2 separate regions of the Homo sapiens genome follow, and region 1 is linked to region 2. Evidence: chromatin contacts called from ENCODE Hi-C or POLR2A ChIA-PET data. All regions are on one chromosome and are shown on one strand. The core of a region is the stretch at or near the end of the contact, and the rest is flanking DNA. Distances in the headings are between cores, read along the strand shown. Region 1 has its middle 6.4 kb from the start of C2. Region 2 holds the start of SNHG32 (small nucleolar RNA host gene 32).

Region 1 (3,347 bases), core at 724-3,223, 86 kb before region 2:
TCTAGGCTTCTAATATCTGCTTCCAAGGGTACAATTCCAAAGAGAAAAAACCAATACCCCAATTCTGTACTTCATCTCCTAGTCAGAGTTGGATTTTTGCTTTTGGTTTTTTTGGTTTTTTGTTTTTGAGACAAAGTCTTGCTTTGTTGCCCAGGCTGGAGTGAAGCAGTACGATCTCGGCTCACTGCAACCTCCACCTCCTGGGTTCAAGGGATTCTCCTGCCTCAGACTCCCAAGTAGCTGGGATTACAGGCATGTGCTACCATGCCCAGCTAATTTTTGTATTTTTAGTAGAGATGGGGTTTCACCATGCTGGTCAGGCTGGTCTCAAACTCCTGACCTCAGGTGATCCACCTGCCTCTGCCTCCCAAAGTGCTGGGATTACAGGTGTGAGCCACTGTGCCAGGCCCCCTAATCAGAGTTTAAAAATCAGAAATGATGCTCTGATGGCCTCTCAGGATGCCTTATTCTCCCCTGGAGAGCTCAGCACCTTGCAGCTGAAAATTTCTGAGGAAACGTGGCATATAGCAGAGGCCGACCCCACTCTAGTGGCCAGTCTACTCCTTATCCAGTCTGGCCACTTGGGCATGGACTTCGCGGTCATCCTAGGATCTGCCACCCCTCAACCTTCTATGGCAACTGCAGGTCAACCCCCAAATTGGAAAACTAGTCTGGCTTGGCCTGGTTCACAGCCTTAATGTGTGACTTTAGATGGGGATTCAGCATTGCTCTGCAAGCCTCTTGGTGGTTTTAGTGGATCTGTCCTTGCCCCACCATATCCCTTGGGCCTTATCACTGGGGTGCTCCACTGACTTCCAGCTGCAGCATCTCTGTCTCTACCCAAGGATTGTTTTTGGTGTCCTGCACCATCTGTGCACAGAAAGCTGGAAATGACAGAGAATTAAGGCCTTCAACCAATGACTGATTGGTATAAATACTGGGCTCCCTCACCCTGGACCATGGGATAACTCTGCACCACTCCAGGGTTCCTGAGTGGGATTGACCTCCACTCACCCACAATGGTAAATTTGCCTGATAACACACCCTTCATTGACTGCCTTCCTTCTCTATCACACTCCACTACCCATGTTTCTTGCGATCACCTCCAGAATGCACTGTCTGCACTGGAACCCTTGTCTCCAGGTCTGCTTCTGGGGGAGGAAGACTTCATATTAGCAGGACATAGTGCCAGACAGTATTTTTAAGTCTTAAATGTAGGTGCTCACTTAATCCTCACAGCAAGCTTATGACACAGGTTCTGTTGTTACTCCCACTTTACAGATGAGGGAACTGAGGCACACAAAGGTTAAGTGAGCTGCCCCAGGTTCATACAGGTACTAAGCAGCAGAGCCGGGATTCAAACCCAGGCAGCATGGCTCCTGGGTCCACACTCATAGCCACCAAGTGGTAGTGCCTCTTCCTCACGTCTTCTCTTTAGTGACTGCTGGGAGCTCCTTGCGCATCCCTGAAGTCTACCCCAGCCCCTTGCATTTCCAAGCCCTCTCTCCCCTAGGCTCTTTCCTCTTGGCACCCCCTCTCCCATAACACCTTCTTTTCCATCCTTCTCAAATCCCTCATCTTCCAGACTCCTACAAGACCTGTCCACGCCATTTCCCACCTTCTAGCTACTTGTGCACTTGTCTCAAGCTCCCCAGAGGAAGGATCCAGGAGTTTTTTTTTTAAACAATGAGCTATCCAAGTAAGGTCAAGCCAATGCCCTCCCCCATCCTATTTCCACCCCAAGTAAATAGCATCTTTCAGGTCAGCAACAGAATTGGCTTTGGTTTCTCATCCATTTCTTTTTTAATAAAAATATTTACATTGGGTCAGACCCCACCCATTTCCACACAAAGGCCTCTGCTAAGTTCCTCGGTACACACACCATCCCCCATCCTAGCAGGCACTGCCTACTAACTTTGAAGTGATTGCCCAACTATGATCTTGAGGAATCTCCACATACATCACCCTTAGAGCCTCAGAAAGGGTTTTGCCCTGCCCCATGGGGCTCCTCCCCATGCCCAGGCTCTTCCAGGGCCCTGGGCCTCAGAGGCCACCCTGCAGGCCCAGACACTGGGTTAGACACTGAACCTCCTGTCCTTGTCCATCCATTGCACAAACAATTCCTGAGAATGGAACGAGGAACTAAGGGGTGGGGTAGGGCCTCCCAAGAAACAGAAGGCCTGTCCCTGACCTCCTGTAGGCGCCATATCTCTTTCAGACAAAAACTCAACCTCTAAAGACTCACAGGCCTGGGGTGTACCAGGGTGTCCATCTGCCCACACCGCAGCTCTTACCTCAGCCCTCTGAGGTCTCCACTGTCCTTGGGCTGGTGGGGGGCATGGTGCATGTTATCACCCACTTCTTGCTACCCATCAGGGGAGCTGCCCTGGGTAACCCAGGTAAGAGGGTGGTAAACACAACTCAGGTGCTCAGGGGTCAGCTGAGGATGGGCCAGGGGGAGGGGTGGCCTATGGCTGAATTGCCCTGGCTCCGGTCCTCACCACCCCAACCCCAGCTCTGGGCTTAGCATTGGTGGCAGTGGGGGCCTCACTAGCCTCCTCTGCCCTTTCATTGAAAATTCCTCTCTAATGTTTTCCTTTATCCTGGGGAGTGGGGAGATATTCATCCCCTTCCCAGTTCTGGGTACCAGTACCCTCTTGACAAAAGGATAGCCTGGGGCTCACATGGGAGAATCCTCCTGCCCTCACTCCTCCAGTGCTGCCAAGGGGTGAAGAGGGAACTTGCCCAGTAGAAAGACATACGTTCATGCCTTGCTTTCCTGCCCAACACAAATGAAAGGTTATACCTGAGAAGAGCTCCTCCTGCCCCGTCTCTGGCCCCAGCCCCAGTGTGGTATGAGGAATTCAGGCTTTGACTTAAGACAGCCTGGAACCTCAGGTTTGGCTTGGCAAATTCATTAGCTATTTCGTAGCCTTACTCACCCTGTTTTGTCACCTGTCATCCACAGAACCAACAGCAAAATACACTCCCCTTAAGGTTACCTTTGAGAATTAGGACCATCAAAAGGAGAAGATCGGCTACCCTACAGGTATAAAAGGTACCAGGATATTTGCTTTAGCATTCACTGTTACCAAGAGGAAATGTTTGGAAACTCCCACGTCCATTAATAGGGGACAGACACAGCACATTGTGGTATGGGGACAACTGAATACTACGCAGTCTCTGCAAGCTTAAGGCTTATCTGTGTGTACAGAGCTGAATGTCTCCAGATATATATGTTATATAATATACACTTTTAAACTAGATAGACATTCAGAACTGTATGTATGGGATGCCACCATTTATGCAAAAAAAGGAGGGAAAGAGGATAGTAGCCACATATGCTC
Region 2 (3,638 bases), core at 413-2,912:
AATGATGTAAACCAAAAAGTAATCTCTAGAAAGTCACCAACACCAGACGCAGCAACTCACCCCTGTAATTCCAGCACTTTGGGAGACTGAGGCAGGAGGACTGCTTGAGCCCAGGAGTAGAGACCAGCCTGGACAACATGGCAAAAGCCCGCTTCTGTAAAAAAACTAAAAATTAGCCAGGCGTGGTGGTAGCACGTGCCTGCAGTCCCAGGAAGCTGAGGTGGAAAGACCACTTGAGCCCTGACGGTGGATGTTGCAGGGAGATCCTGGCATTGCGCCCTGTCTCAAAAACAAAATAGCAAAAACAAACAAATGGAAGTCACCACCTGTGGTACATGGATTATAGCTCAAAAAAGAAAAAGTGGCCGGGCACAGCGGCTCACGAGGTCAGGAGATGGAGACCATCCTGGCCAACATGGTGAAACCCCTTCTACTAAAAACAGAAAAATTAGCCGAGTGTGGTGGCGCGGGCCTGTAGTCCCAGCTAATCGGCAGGCTGAGGCAGGACAATCGATTGAACCCGGGAGGCAGAGGTTGCAGGGAGATCGTACCATTGCCAGCCCGGGCAACAAGATCAAGACTCCATCTCAAAAAAAAAAAAAAAAAAAGGAAAAAATTGGCTAAGGTGGGAGAATCGGTTAAACCCGGGAGTTGAAGGCCGCACTGAATTGTGTTCTTGCCACTGCATTCCAGCCAGGGTGACAGGGAGGCTGTCTTAAAAAAAAAAAAAAAAAAAGGCCGGGCGCGGTGGCTCACGCCTGTAATCCCAGCACTTTGGGAGGCCGAGAGGGGCGGATCACGAGGTCAGCAGATCGAGACCATCCTGGCTAACACAGTGAAACCCCTTATCTATTAAAAAATACAAAAAATTAGCCAGGCTTGGTGGCATGCGCCTGTAATCCCAGCTAATCGGGAGGCTGAGGCAGGAGAATCGCTTGATCCCAGAAGGCGCAGGTTGCAGTGAGATCGTGCCACCGCACTTCAGCCTGGGTGACAAGGCGAGACTGTCTCAAAAAAAAAAAAAAAAAAAAGGGCAGGGAGGCGCATAATGCCCATGAACGAAAGCTTGCTTGGGAACAAAGCTTTCCGAAGAGGCATTCAAAAGGCTCTCGCACCTAATACTCACCTTTACTCAAGGATAACACGGCGATGAACGTCTTACAACTCCTAACGGGGAAATGAAACAGAACAAAAGATTAGGAATCTTGGCCATGAACTCGTTGAGCCTGAGAAATGCTGGACCGAGGGGGCGGTCAGAGCGCTGCGGTGATGGCATCAGCGACACACTCAAGAGTTACCTGGGGTCATCATCACTCCCTTCCTATCCCCGGGCGACCGCCACCCCCATTTTGCAATCACTCGCCCAACCCCACTCACAGTTGTTTTGAGTCAGCAGGGGCTGTGGGGCCGCTAGCCGAGTTCCCCCTGCCACGAGCTAGGTCAGTTCCAAGCAAAGACACCAGAAACTCCAGTGTGCAACGGTAGTTCACCCAACTGCACTGGGGACCGCCCTCTCCTACCCCAGCCAGGCCGCGACGTGGCCGCCCGCCGGCTGCTGCGCAAAGGCAGCGCAAGCCGTTGGGATCCCCTGCTCCCCCTCACTCAACAGTCGGGCCATTACAACTCTCATACTGCCAACCCACGAGCCCACTTCGCAAAAAGAACTAAAATGGCGAGGCCGGGGCCATTTATGGCGGCGCCGGGTTGGGGGCCTGACGGGTATAGTTGTTTTCTTATCTGCCTGGCTAGACGCGCGGCATTTTCCCCATTGTTTGTCCACACAGAAATAAAACAAAGTGAAAGAAAGACCAGGAAAGTATGTTTCACACTCCTCTGGGCAAATATTCGGAGATGCTTTCTGAATTTTGAAAAACAAAAAACAGGGATCTGTCTGGCCAGGCGGAAGAAAGTCCCCGGCGCCGGCCGGCCAGCGCCAGCCGGGTGCTGCTCCTAAGCCGTTTCCCAGCAGCCCATGGTCCGTTAATGACCCTGGGACTCTTCCCGCGCGCGCGCGGGCGCGCGCAGCTGCGCCAGTTTAGCGTCCAGCTACCCTGACACTTCGCACTCCGTTCCCCCAGCGAAATCTGAATTTGCCTCCCAGTTCGATCCCGCAGACTGTCAGGCACCCTAACCTTCAATTAAACAAAACAAAACAAAAACCAAAAACCCAAAAGGCAGGTCGGACGTAATAGGTCACGCCTGTAATCTCAACACTTTGGACAGGCCCAGGCAGAGGATCATTTGAGGCCCGGAGTTCGGGACCAGCCTGGGCAAATAGTGACACCCAACCCCCGTCTCTATTTATTTAAAAATTAGGCCGGGCGCGGTGGCTCACGCCTGTAATCCCAGCACTTTGAGAGGCCGAGGCAGGTGGATCACGAGGTCAGGAGATCGAGACCATCCTGGCTAACACGGTGAAACCCCGTCTCTACTAAAAAAAAATTAGCAGAGTGTGGTGGCGGCGCCTGTAGTCCCAGCTACTCGGGAGGCTGAGGCAGGAAAATGGCGTGAACCCAGGACGCCGAGCTTGCAGTGAGCCGAGATTGCGCCACTGCACTCCAGCCTGGGCGACAGGGCGAGACTCTGTCTCAAAAAAAAAAAAATTATTGAAACTCATAAGTCATTTCAAATCCTTTCTGGACCCTTTCCTATCGCCCCCATTTATAAACGCGTATGATGTTTGGTGATGTGTGTTGTGTGTGTTGGTATCTTTTTCTTTTTTGAGACGGAGTCTGACTCTGTTGCCCAGGCTGGAGAGCAGTGGCGGGATCTCGGCTCACTGCAACCTCCGCTTCCTCGGTTCAAGCGATTTTCCTGCCTCAGCCTCCGAAGTAGCAAGGATTACAGGTGCACACAACCATGCCTGGCTAATTTTTATATTTTTAGTAGAGTCAGGGTTTCACCATGTAAGCCAGGCTGGTCTCGAACTCCTGACTTCAGGTGATTTGCCTGCCTAGGCCTCCACAAAGTGCCAGGATTATAGGTGTGAGCCACCGAGCCTGGCCTCTTCCTTTTTTTTTTTTTCTTTTTCTTTTTTTTTTTTTTTGAGATAGGGTCTTGCTCTGTTACCCAGATTGGAGTGCAGTGGCATGATCTCGGCTTACTACAACCTCTGCCTCCCGGGTTCAAGTGATTCTCTTGCCTCAGCCTCCTGAGTAGCTGAGATTACAGGCATCTGCCACCACACCCAGTTAATTTTATATATTTTTAGTAGAGACAGGGGTTTTCACCATGTTGGCCCAGGCTGGTTTTGAACTGGTGAACCTCAGTGATCCTCCCACCTCGGCCTCCCAAAGTGCTGGGATTACAGGCGTGAGCCACCGTGGCCAGCCCAGTTCAGTGGTTTTCTCCACATTGGCTGCAAATTACAAACACCTGGGCAGCTTTAAATGTCTACACTGCCCTCTTTGAGATTCTGAATTGGCCTGAGAGAGGCCTGGCATCTGTATTTTTTTAGCATCCCTTAATCGTTTTATTGTTCCATTACGGTGGAGAGCCATGGCTCAAAGCTAAAGTATTTGTTCCCTCTACTGCCTGGCAAGTATATAAAAAAAAGATTAGCTATGGGTGGTGGCATACACGTGTAGTCCCAGCTAATCAGGAGGCTAAGGATCAATTGAGCCCAGGAGGTCGAGGCT

What was found. Hi-C counts contacts between places; a loop is a spot of excess contacts on that map. ChIA-PET counts read pairs that join two places held with the same protein, here RNA polymerase II (POLR2A). Pooled maps may share reads with other maps.
Region 1: a pooled map shows a loop between it and region 2 (7-fold over the local background). The contact joins the enhancer-like site here to the promoter of SNHG32 in region 2. A Hi-C loop is called at or near these places in 2 of 168 maps with a recorded cell type or tissue (chondrocyte and naive thymus-derived CD4-positive, alpha-beta T cell), 2 of 37 single-sample maps with no recorded cell type and 11 of 50 pooled maps. POLR2A ChIA-PET finds 5 or more read pairs at or near these places in 20 of 52 experiments (A549, AG04449, AG04450 and 17 more).

Annotation. Positions count from the first base shown.
Region 1 is chr6:31,919,622-31,922,968 of GRCh38, reverse strand. It overlaps a transcript of C2 not described here. Among named protein-coding and RNA genes, the nearest start is that of C2, 6.4 kb to the left of the region's middle. Within about 2 kb of position 1,973, at least 4 of the 41 ENCODE cell types and tissues checked have a DNase peak (open chromatin) inside an H3K27ac peak, as active enhancers do.
Region 2 is chr6:31,832,940-31,836,577 of GRCh38, reverse strand. SNHG32 (small nucleolar RNA host gene 32) reads right to left here and starts at 1,662. Exons shown (of 4, transcript NR_160953.1): 1 at 1,378-1,662; 2 at 1,127-1,167. It overlaps SNORD48 (small nucleolar RNA, C/D box 48), which reads right to left and starts at 1,315; the gene lies at 1,252-1,315. RefSeq lists an enhancer at 1,827-2,525.